2 separate regions of the Homo sapiens genome follow, and region 2 is linked to region 1. A link is an interaction called in ENCODE POLR2A ChIA-PET data of the cell type or tissue named here. Cell type or tissue: OCI-LY7. All regions are shown on one strand. Links, peaks and the distances in the headings refer to the core of each region. The heading gives the core; the rest is flanking DNA.

Region 1 (4,386 bases), core at 213-4,212:
TCTGTCTCAAAAAAAAAAAAATTAGCTGGGCATGGTGGTGGGCACCTGTAATCCTGGCTACTCGGGAGGTTGAGGCAGGGAGAATCGCTTGAACCCGGAAGGCAGAGGTTGCAGTGAGCTGAGATTGCGCCACTGCACTCCAGCCTGGGCGACAGAGGGAGACTCTGTCTTAAAAAAAAAAAAAAAAATTAGACTCTGTGCTTTGATTTTAGATCTAGTGCTTCAGGCCTTCCCACCATGTTGATAAAATCCCAGCCCAAAGCAAGGACGTTGAGCATTTTCAATAGCCCATGCATATTTCTGTGAGCCTTCCTCATAATAGAAATATCTTTATTATCAGATTATTTTTACTATAAAAGCAATATATACTTGTTTTAAGGGTACAACAAAGGAAAAGTATATAAAGTAGAAAGTGAATGTTTCCCCTGTAATCTTACTTTCCGAGAAAACTGCTAATCCTAGTATGGGGTCAGTATTTCTACATAATAACAAAAATGGGGTCATCTTATAGGTGAGATCGTGTTACCTGTGTTTATGACTCAACCATGCAGCCTAGACTCATCTTTCCATGTCAAGACCATAGATTTCATTCCTTTTTAAAGGTGAGGCTTTTGGACTCATCAGAGGTAGCCCCCTCCCTGATGTCCAGCTGGGAGCCTTAGCCCAGGCTGGGTGAGACGCCACTGCCCACGTCAGGGTGTGGGAGGCTGGCGAAGCGAAGGGCTGGCAGTCCATCACGCCCGGCGGCAAGGCCGCCCCAGCTGCTCGCCATGCTTTGCTGGTTCCTGATACTTTCTCATTTTACGTCTCATTGATTATAGGCCCCAGGTGACAGGATGGGGGTGGGGAAGAGTGAGGAAATCGAGGAGAGGGAAGGAGGGTGGGGAACAGGAGGACTCGATTTTCACCCTATGAAATGCTTTAAGCCACAGCCTGTCCTATCTGTGCGATGCTGGGTCCCTTTGCAGGGGAATGCTCAGGGCAGGTGAATGCCTTCACCAAGCATCCAGTCCATCTTCTGCCCATAGAAGGAGGAGACTCAGGGAGGGAAAAAGACTTCCCCAGGGTCAGCCAGCACATGCCCAGGCTCTCATTCCCACTCCAGGCCCCTTTGAAGCTCTTGCCTAGTTGAGTTTCTCAGCAAATCTTTCCTCAGCCCTTCCAGCAGCCTGCTGCCGCTGGCACTCCCGTCCTGGGGCTCTGGGGTCAGACCCTCTGGTTCTGCTCTGCCTTTACTATTATTCTAGTCACAGTTAACCTCTCTGCGTCTCAGCTTTCTCAATTATAAAATAGTGATTACGTGATATCATGGGTGTGAATGTGCCTGGTATATAGAAGGTGTATATAAGAGTTAGCTTTTGGGTTGAACCCAGGATGCAGGGGAGAGATTTCAGGAGAAGAGAGTGGCCCGGCACCCTGACAGCAGGGACAGGAAGCAGCAATCATTGAGCTTATTTTGTGCAAGGCACTGTGGTGCGGACAGTATCCTGTGCACCTGACAGATGGAGAAGCAGGCTCACCTGCCCATGGTCGTGCAGCTGGTTCCACTCGGTTCTGAGTTCTGGCCCCTGGACGTCCCCAGCCCTCTCTCTATGCCATCCTGCCTTTCCACTCACCTTCGGGCATCGGGAGGATGAGGAGACAGGTCTCTGGAGCATTCTCCCACCTTCACACTGGGCCACCATCCCCGGGAGCCCAGGAAATCCTTATCTGCAGAGCTGCCTGCACTCCCCCATTATCCTCCTATCCTCCTTCTCCACTCGCTTATCCAGAAGTCCCTTTCCCCTGGGTGCCCTTCCTTGATGATAGATGGAGGAGGGAGAGTCGAGGGGAAGGGACTGGGCCTGGGAGGGGTGAGGGGAAGGCAGGGGAGAGCAACGCAGGTGGGGGAGGGCCCATCCCTCAGCCCAGCCCCAGCTCTTTACACAGCTGATTAACTAGGGGAGGGGTGGGCTTTCGGGTCAGAGAGGAACCAGAGAAGAGGGACAGCCAGGAAAGGGGTGAAATGGAGAGTGGAGGGAGAGAGAGGCAGGCCGGGTTTCCCTGCTGAGAGCTGCAGGGCTATTCAAAGGAGAAACTGGAGATCAAAGGGCCAGAATGCAGGGTGCGGACCTGAGAGGCTTCGTGCTGCAGTGACTGGGCGGAGGAGCATGGGCACATGGGCAGGTCCTGCCCTTCTCCCAAGGCTGCCCACCTGGGGGTGGCCCAGGGTGAGTCCTGCACCACGTTTAAGAGGCGAAGGCCAAGGCCCAGGGCCCAGCCGGCAGGGTCAAGAGGAAGCCCGGGTGATAAGCACCACCCTCCAGCAGCCCTCCCGCCCGGTCAGGGCCCCGGTGCAGCCGGCTTAAAGGAGGCATTTGGCCCTCCCGCTTCCTAGAGCCCGGCTGGCTGGGGAGCAGCGCCCCCAACTGGGGCATACGCCACCGCAGCGGCAGAGGCAGCCGGAAGTCTTTGCAGGGAGTCTCAGGACTGGGGTCAGGACGGGAAGACCCTTTTCCCCTCCGCCAGGCAGAGACCCTCACTGTGGAGAACTGTAGTCAGGGTGTTCCTTTTATAGTTGGAGTACTCTTTCTTAACTCTCCAACCTCCCTTCCCCCAACTCTGGCAGTTCCCAGGGCCTCCCTGTCCCTGGCTTAAGTCCCAGGGACACCTCGTCAGTACCTGGTCAGTACCTTCCAAGGGGTGCTTGGAGGGGCAGTTCCCAGGCCCCAACAGGGCAAAGCCTGAGGCCCCAGATGCAGCTGTGTGGGGGCTTTTTCCTTTTTTGAGATGGGGTCTTGCTATGCTGCCCAGGCTAGCCTCAAACTCCTGGGCTCAAGCAATCCTCCTGCCTCGGCTTCCTGAGCAGCTGGGACTCCACGTGTATACCACCACACCCCCAGATGCAGCTGTGATCACCAGCAATCCCATACACAAAGCAGGCCCCGTTTCCTTAACTGGCAAGAGAAAGAACGTGGGGAGAGTGGGTAGGCAGGAAGGCCCGGGTTGCCAGAGCCTGTGCCTCCCTCCTTCAGCCCTGGTCCTAGCCTTTCTCTGCTCTTGCCATTCCCCGTGTGGTACCCCAGACCCCCTCATCTGCTCTCTGGCTACAGCATCCTGGGGACAGGAAGAAGCCCAGACCTGGAGAAGCTCACTCAGAGGACACGACCCAAACAGCCTTAACCTCCGATTCCATTCTTTTGTTTGCTTTGGCTCAACAACGATGGCTATAAATTTTTAAAGGACTGTAGCCAAAAGCCTGGGGAGAAATAGAAGGGAACTGAACCCAGAATATTAAAAAGATAAGAAAGCTTACCAAAATAAGCAGGGTTCAGACCCTACAACAACAAACTTGCTTTTTCCTGACCACGGAGTCTGCCCAAGCATGGCCTCCCTGCTTTCCCCCATCCTGCTGGACCAGGACGTGGTCACACAGGACTGCTGGGAGACACAGTAAAACGGTGAGTGGCCTACTGACGGCACACTCCTTGAAGGAAGGCATGCTCCCCCAGCACTTAGCTCACAGCCAGACACCAAGTACATGCTCAGTATGACTGCTGGTGATGGAAGGAATGGGTGGAAGGATGGTGAACAGATAAATGTCAGGCCAATGCAAAGTCCATAAAATATCTTCTAATCCCCAGCTCCTACCAATGGGCCAACAAGCAGGTTTCATACATGCTGATTCCCGAGGTATAAATCTGTATCTGATGGTAGCATTTGATGGTAGCAATTCAGGTGCTCTCAAGCAGGCAGTCACTTCTATTTCTTTTCTTTTTTTTTTTTTTTTGAGATGGAGTCTCGCTCTGTCGCCCAGGCTGGCGTGCAGTGGCGTGATCTTGGCTCACTGCAAGCTCCGCCTCCCGGATTCACACCATTCTCCTGCCTCAGCCTCCCGAGTAGCTGGGACTACAGGTGCCTGCCACCACACCCGGCTAATTTTTTTTGCATTTTTAGTAGAGATGGGGTTTCACTGTGTTAGCCAGGATGGTCTCGATCTCCTGACCTCGTGATCCGCCCGTCTCGGCCTCCCAAAGTGCTGGGATTACAGGCGTGAGCCACCGCGCCCGGCCAGCTCATTTCTATTTCTTGGGTCCTCCAGGGAGTGCAAGCCCTTCTACGCCCCTGCCCTGGACATGGCTTCCCCCAGCCCCACCACAAATTCAGTGTTTAGCTTCCCCTTGAGTCCTGCTTGTGACTCTATTAATCTCCTGCGGATTCATCACAGCTTCCCTGACCTTCTCTAAAGCCTTTGAGCTCCCAATCTCAACACCCATTTTTTTCCTTGCCACTTGGTAAATGACCTCAGCTTCTAAACCAGTCCCTCAGTAACCTCGTGAAACCTGGTTACCACCACAAAGCATCAGCCTAACAACTATTGTGACAAGGTCCTTGCCTCAAATTTCC
Region 2 (4,386 bases), core at 179-4,178, 140 kb after region 1:
ATGTTGGCCAGGCTGGTCTCAAACTCCTGACCTCAGGTGATCCTTCCACCTTGGCCTCCTAAAGTGCTGGGATTACAGGTGTAAGCCACCATGCCCGGCCTTTGTTTTTTTTTTTTTTTTTGGTGGCATCTTGCTGTCATCCAGGCTGGAGTGCAGTGGTGTAATTATAGCTCACTGCAGCCTTCAACTCCTGGGCTGAAGTGATCCTCCTGCATCAGCCTCTCAAGTAGCTGGGACCATAGATTTGAGCCACCATGCTGTCTAATTAAAAACAATTTTTGTTTGTTTTTTTTAGAGATGGGGGGGGTCTCATTTTGCTGCCCAGGCTGGTCTCGAACTCCTGGCTTCAAGCAATCCTTTTGCCTTGGCCTGCGAAGTACTGGGATTACAGGCGTGAGCCATTGTACTCAGCCCAATCACTTGCATTTTTGAGGTGGGCTATAACCGAATGCTAAGGTTGTCAGGAGGGCCCAGGACATTCCAGATTGAGGATGGAACAGGTTGGGCAAAAGCACTGAAAAGTGAAAGTGGAAAGTATTTTAGGAGACTCCAATAACTCCTTGGTTTGAAGCAGTGTGCTATCATAATACAGCACTGGAAGATGAGTCAACAGTAACTTGATATCTGATTGTAGAAGGCCTTGAATGCCCAGGTGAAGATTCTGGACTGTAATCGAAATAGGGAGCCACTGAAGGTTCTAGAGCAGTGGAATTCTAGCAAAGGATGATTTATCTGATGTGGGTGTGGAGGGTTCTTTAAGTGGAGAAAATACCAGAGACAGGGATAACACTAAAAGGCTTGTATATTAGTTTGTGCCAGAAGTAATTCATTATTCATTTAATGTTCACTGTAACCCTGTGAGGTAAATATTATCTCCAGTATGTGGATAAGGTAACTGAAGTTTAGTGAGAAAAATTAATTTACCCAAGGTCACAGGGACACTCAGTGGTGGAGCTTGGGTTTAAAAGTAGGTCTGGCTGTTTCCAAAGCTCTGTTTTCTGTCCATTAAACATACTGAAGAGTTAAATATATGAGGGGTACATAGGACCAAGAAGAGGAGAGTGATAGTCATTCACGGGGTAGGACTCAGGACCAGGTGCATAATTTGCAGGGCTCGGTGCAAAAATGATTGAGAGTTTCAAGATAGTGACAACAGAGCATTAGCCTAAGCACAGGGCCCCTCTGAGAGCGGGGAACTTGTGACTTCACAGGACGCACACCCATGAAGCCAGCCCTTACATGGTTGGTTTTCCAATTACTATGGCAGTGTAACAAACCACCTCAAAATGTAATGGCTTAAAAGGATAATGGGCCCAGCATGGTAGCTCATGCCTATAATCCCAGCACTTTGGAAAGCCGAGGCAGGAGGATTGCTTGAGCCTGGGGGTTTCCAATCAGCCTGGGCAACATGTGAGACCCTGTCACACACACACACACACAAAAAGATAACGTTGATGTTGACTTTGCACATGAGTGCAGGCTGTGGAGACAAGCACATTTCTACTGCATTCAGTGTTGGCTGGGGCAGCTCAGAGGCTGGGGGTTAGAATTATCCGGAGCTTGGCTCTCTCCCCTGTCTGGTTGTTGGGCTGGGAAGATTTGAGCTGGAGGCTTCTCAGGCATCTGTTTCTAGGTGGGTTCTCCACACTCTCTCTTCCGTAGGGTGGTTTCGGGGAGACCAGGCTCCTTCCATGGTGGCTCAAGGTTCCAGAGGTGCACATCTGTGTGTCAAGTGAAGGGGAGAACCAGAACCAGGCATAAGCTAGGTCACTTTTATTACTTGGACTTGGAAGTCATGTAAGCACCATTTCAGCAACTCATTAGAAGCCAGTCACTAAGTCCAGATCATATACAAGGGGAGGCGAGTTAGACTCCAAGTTTTGTGGGAAGGAATGTCAAAGAATGTGTAGACAGGTTTTTAAAGCTACCACAGTGGCCTAATGAGTGAGAGGATGAGTGGATCTGAGGGGTGCTTCCCCTTTATGCCTGAACGGCTCCCCCCAGAGTCATCCTTTGGAGTTCACAGACATCCTCCTTTAAAAGGCATCTGAGGGCCGGGTGTGGTGGCTCACACCTATAATCCCAGCACTTTGGGAGGCTGAGGCAGGCGGATCACGAGGTCAAGAGATCGAGACCATCCTGGCCAACATGGTGAAACCCCGTCTCTACTAAAAATACAAAAATTAGCTGGGTGTGGTGGCGTGCACCTGTAGTCCCAGCTACTTGGGAGGCTGAGGCAGGAGAATTGGTTGAACCTGGGAGACGGAGGTTGCAGTGAGCCGAGATCACGCCACTGCACTCCAGCCTGGTGACAGAGCGAGACTCTGTCTCAAAAAAAAAAAAAAAAAAAAAAAGGCACCTGCTAGTATGTAAGAACACGTGAAGGCTGGATGATGAGTTTTGACAGCTCTGAGGGATTTAAATGACTCCAGTGCCTCCTGTCGGCCTGGGTCCTAGCAGTAAACAGATAGGGTGGAGAAAGCAATTTGAGAGGAGCCAGGTGGGAAGGGGGTGTGTGAAGCCACTGTGGGGCCGTGCAGATGAACTCTTGGAAGGAAAAAGGCCTTATTGTAGATCAGGCACTGCACTTTACACATCTTGTCTCATTAATTAAACCCTCACCACAGCCCTGCCAGAGGTGCTCTCGTCAGCCCCGCATTACAGATGGAGAACCTGAAGCACAGAAAAGCCGCACAGCTAGTGGGCTGCGGAGCCCAGATTTGAACACAGGCAGCCTGAGGTCAGGGCCCATACCCCCCAACTTTGGGCCGTACCACCTATTCCATAGCAATTCTGTGTTTTTCTTGCGTTAACATTTGTATCTTTTCCTACTTACATATTTGCAAGCTTTAGGGGGAAAAAGAAAAAGTAATTCGACCTTAAGAGATCAGCTTAGTGATAAGAGAGTGCCTCACATATGGCAGGTGTTCAATAAATATTAAAGAAATGAATATTTATCCTTATTGTACAAACTTATATCTAACTTGCCTTCCCTACGGATGCTTGCCCTCTGGTCTTTGTCATGTGGCAGCTGTTGGTGCTTTCCATGGTATTCTCTGTGGCACCCAGGCCAGGGAGCCAGAACTTCTGGCATTCTCCTGGTCAACTGGCTCTCTCAGCCATTAGGCACCCCTCCTTCCACCTTAGAGACTGGAACCCTCAGCTGACCTCAGCCCCCTTCTTCAAACCAGCAGCACTCTAGATACAAAGAACTGGGAGAGGCAGCCCTCTCTCTGCCCATTCACCCAGACCCTCCTTCAGCTGCTGCTTCCTGACCTCCCAGGCACCCTGTAGGCAGGGCCTTCTCTCTAACCTTCCTGGAAACAAGGCACTCATCTCTGCGGCTCCTGGACCCCATTCAGTACCCATAGGGTTTCTAGGGAGATTTCTGTCTTCTACTTCCTGCTGAGGCCCAGGTGGTGGAACCCCACCCTTCTGGGGACCCGGGAAGCCTCCACACACTAGCGGCAATTCCTTCAGTTCTCTGTCACTTGTCTCCTCGAACGTGATTTGTGGTATATTTCATGACACAGAAGTTTAAACTTTTGATATACTCAAATCTGCTCATTTTTTCCTTTTAAACTTTCTGAGTTGATGTATTATATTTAATGGTTCTATCACATAATATGGTTTGTTCAGCCATTGCCTAAATGTTAGACATTCAGGTTGCTTACATTTGTTTGACTAATATTAATAGCACAGCTATACATATCTTTGTAATTTCTTTTCCATTTATATTCTTTTATGTAATCCCCAAGACGATATTGTTGGGTCAGAGTTTTAGGAAATTAATACACATTTCCAGACTGCTCTCTAAAAACATTTCAGGTTTATAGTTCCAGAAGCAGTAAAGGTTAATACTCACTGATTCAGTTTCCTTAGTGATTGTAAGACTATCAAAGCTTATTTCTTTTTGCATCAGTTTTGCTATTAAGTTTTTCTAGGAAATTGGCCATATCCTCTAAGTTTTCAAATCTCTGCTGTTTCTTTAGTTATGTCCCTATTTTCCTTCTTAATATTGTTTGTGCCTTTTCTATTTGTTCTTTTAGTCTTTGGTTTATTTTTTTCTGAAATGGGGTCTCACTCTGTCACCCAGGCTGGAGTACAGCAGCACAATCACAGCTCACTGCAGTCTCAACCTCCTGGGCTCAAGTCATCCTTCACCTCAGCTTCCCAAGTAGCTAGGACTACAGGCGTGCACCACCACACCCAGCTAATTTTTTAAAATTAATTTTTTGTAGAGATGGGGGTCTCACTATGTTGCCCAAGCTGGCCTCCAACTTCTGGGCTCAAGCAATCCTTCTGCCTCAGCCTCCCAAAGTGCTGGTGAGAGGTGACAGTGTGTGCCCTCGCTCGTTCTCGGCGCCTCCTCGGCCTTGGCGCCCA

The links. Peaks named below come from ENCODE experiments on the same cell type or tissue, not always from the same donor. Only the 100,000 strongest peaks of a DNase experiment are listed, where the experiment ranks them.
Region 2: POLR2A ChIA-PET joins it to region 1 with 27 read pairs; 5 of 35 experiments call an interaction of 5 or more read pairs at or near these places.

What each region holds. Positions count from the first base shown.
Region 1 is chr2:27,248,353-27,252,738 of GRCh38, reverse strand. No RefSeq gene overlaps it. Among named protein-coding and RNA genes, the nearest start is that of SLC30A3, 13 kb to the left of the region's middle. RefSeq lists enhancers at 1,693-2,486, 2,487-3,281 and a silencer at 2,677-2,857. In OCI-LY7, for the core only: a CTCF peak has its summit at 2,408 (motif pointing left); DNase peaks (open chromatin) are centred at 808, 1,478 and 2,368; H3K4me3 peaks cover 2,292 bases; H3K27ac peaks cover 3,361 bases.
Region 2 is chr2:27,111,959-27,116,344 of GRCh38, reverse strand. The region is part of intron 1 of CGREF1 (cell growth regulator with EF-hand domain 1); the gene reads left to right. It overlaps LOC124907744 (a long non-coding RNA gene), which reads right to left. Exons shown (of 2, transcript XR_007086252.1): 2 at 1-1,721. Among named protein-coding and RNA genes, the nearest start is that of CGREF1, 5.0 kb to the left of the region's middle. In OCI-LY7, for the core only: a CTCF peak has its summit at 2,279; a DNase peak (open chromatin) is centred at 2,424.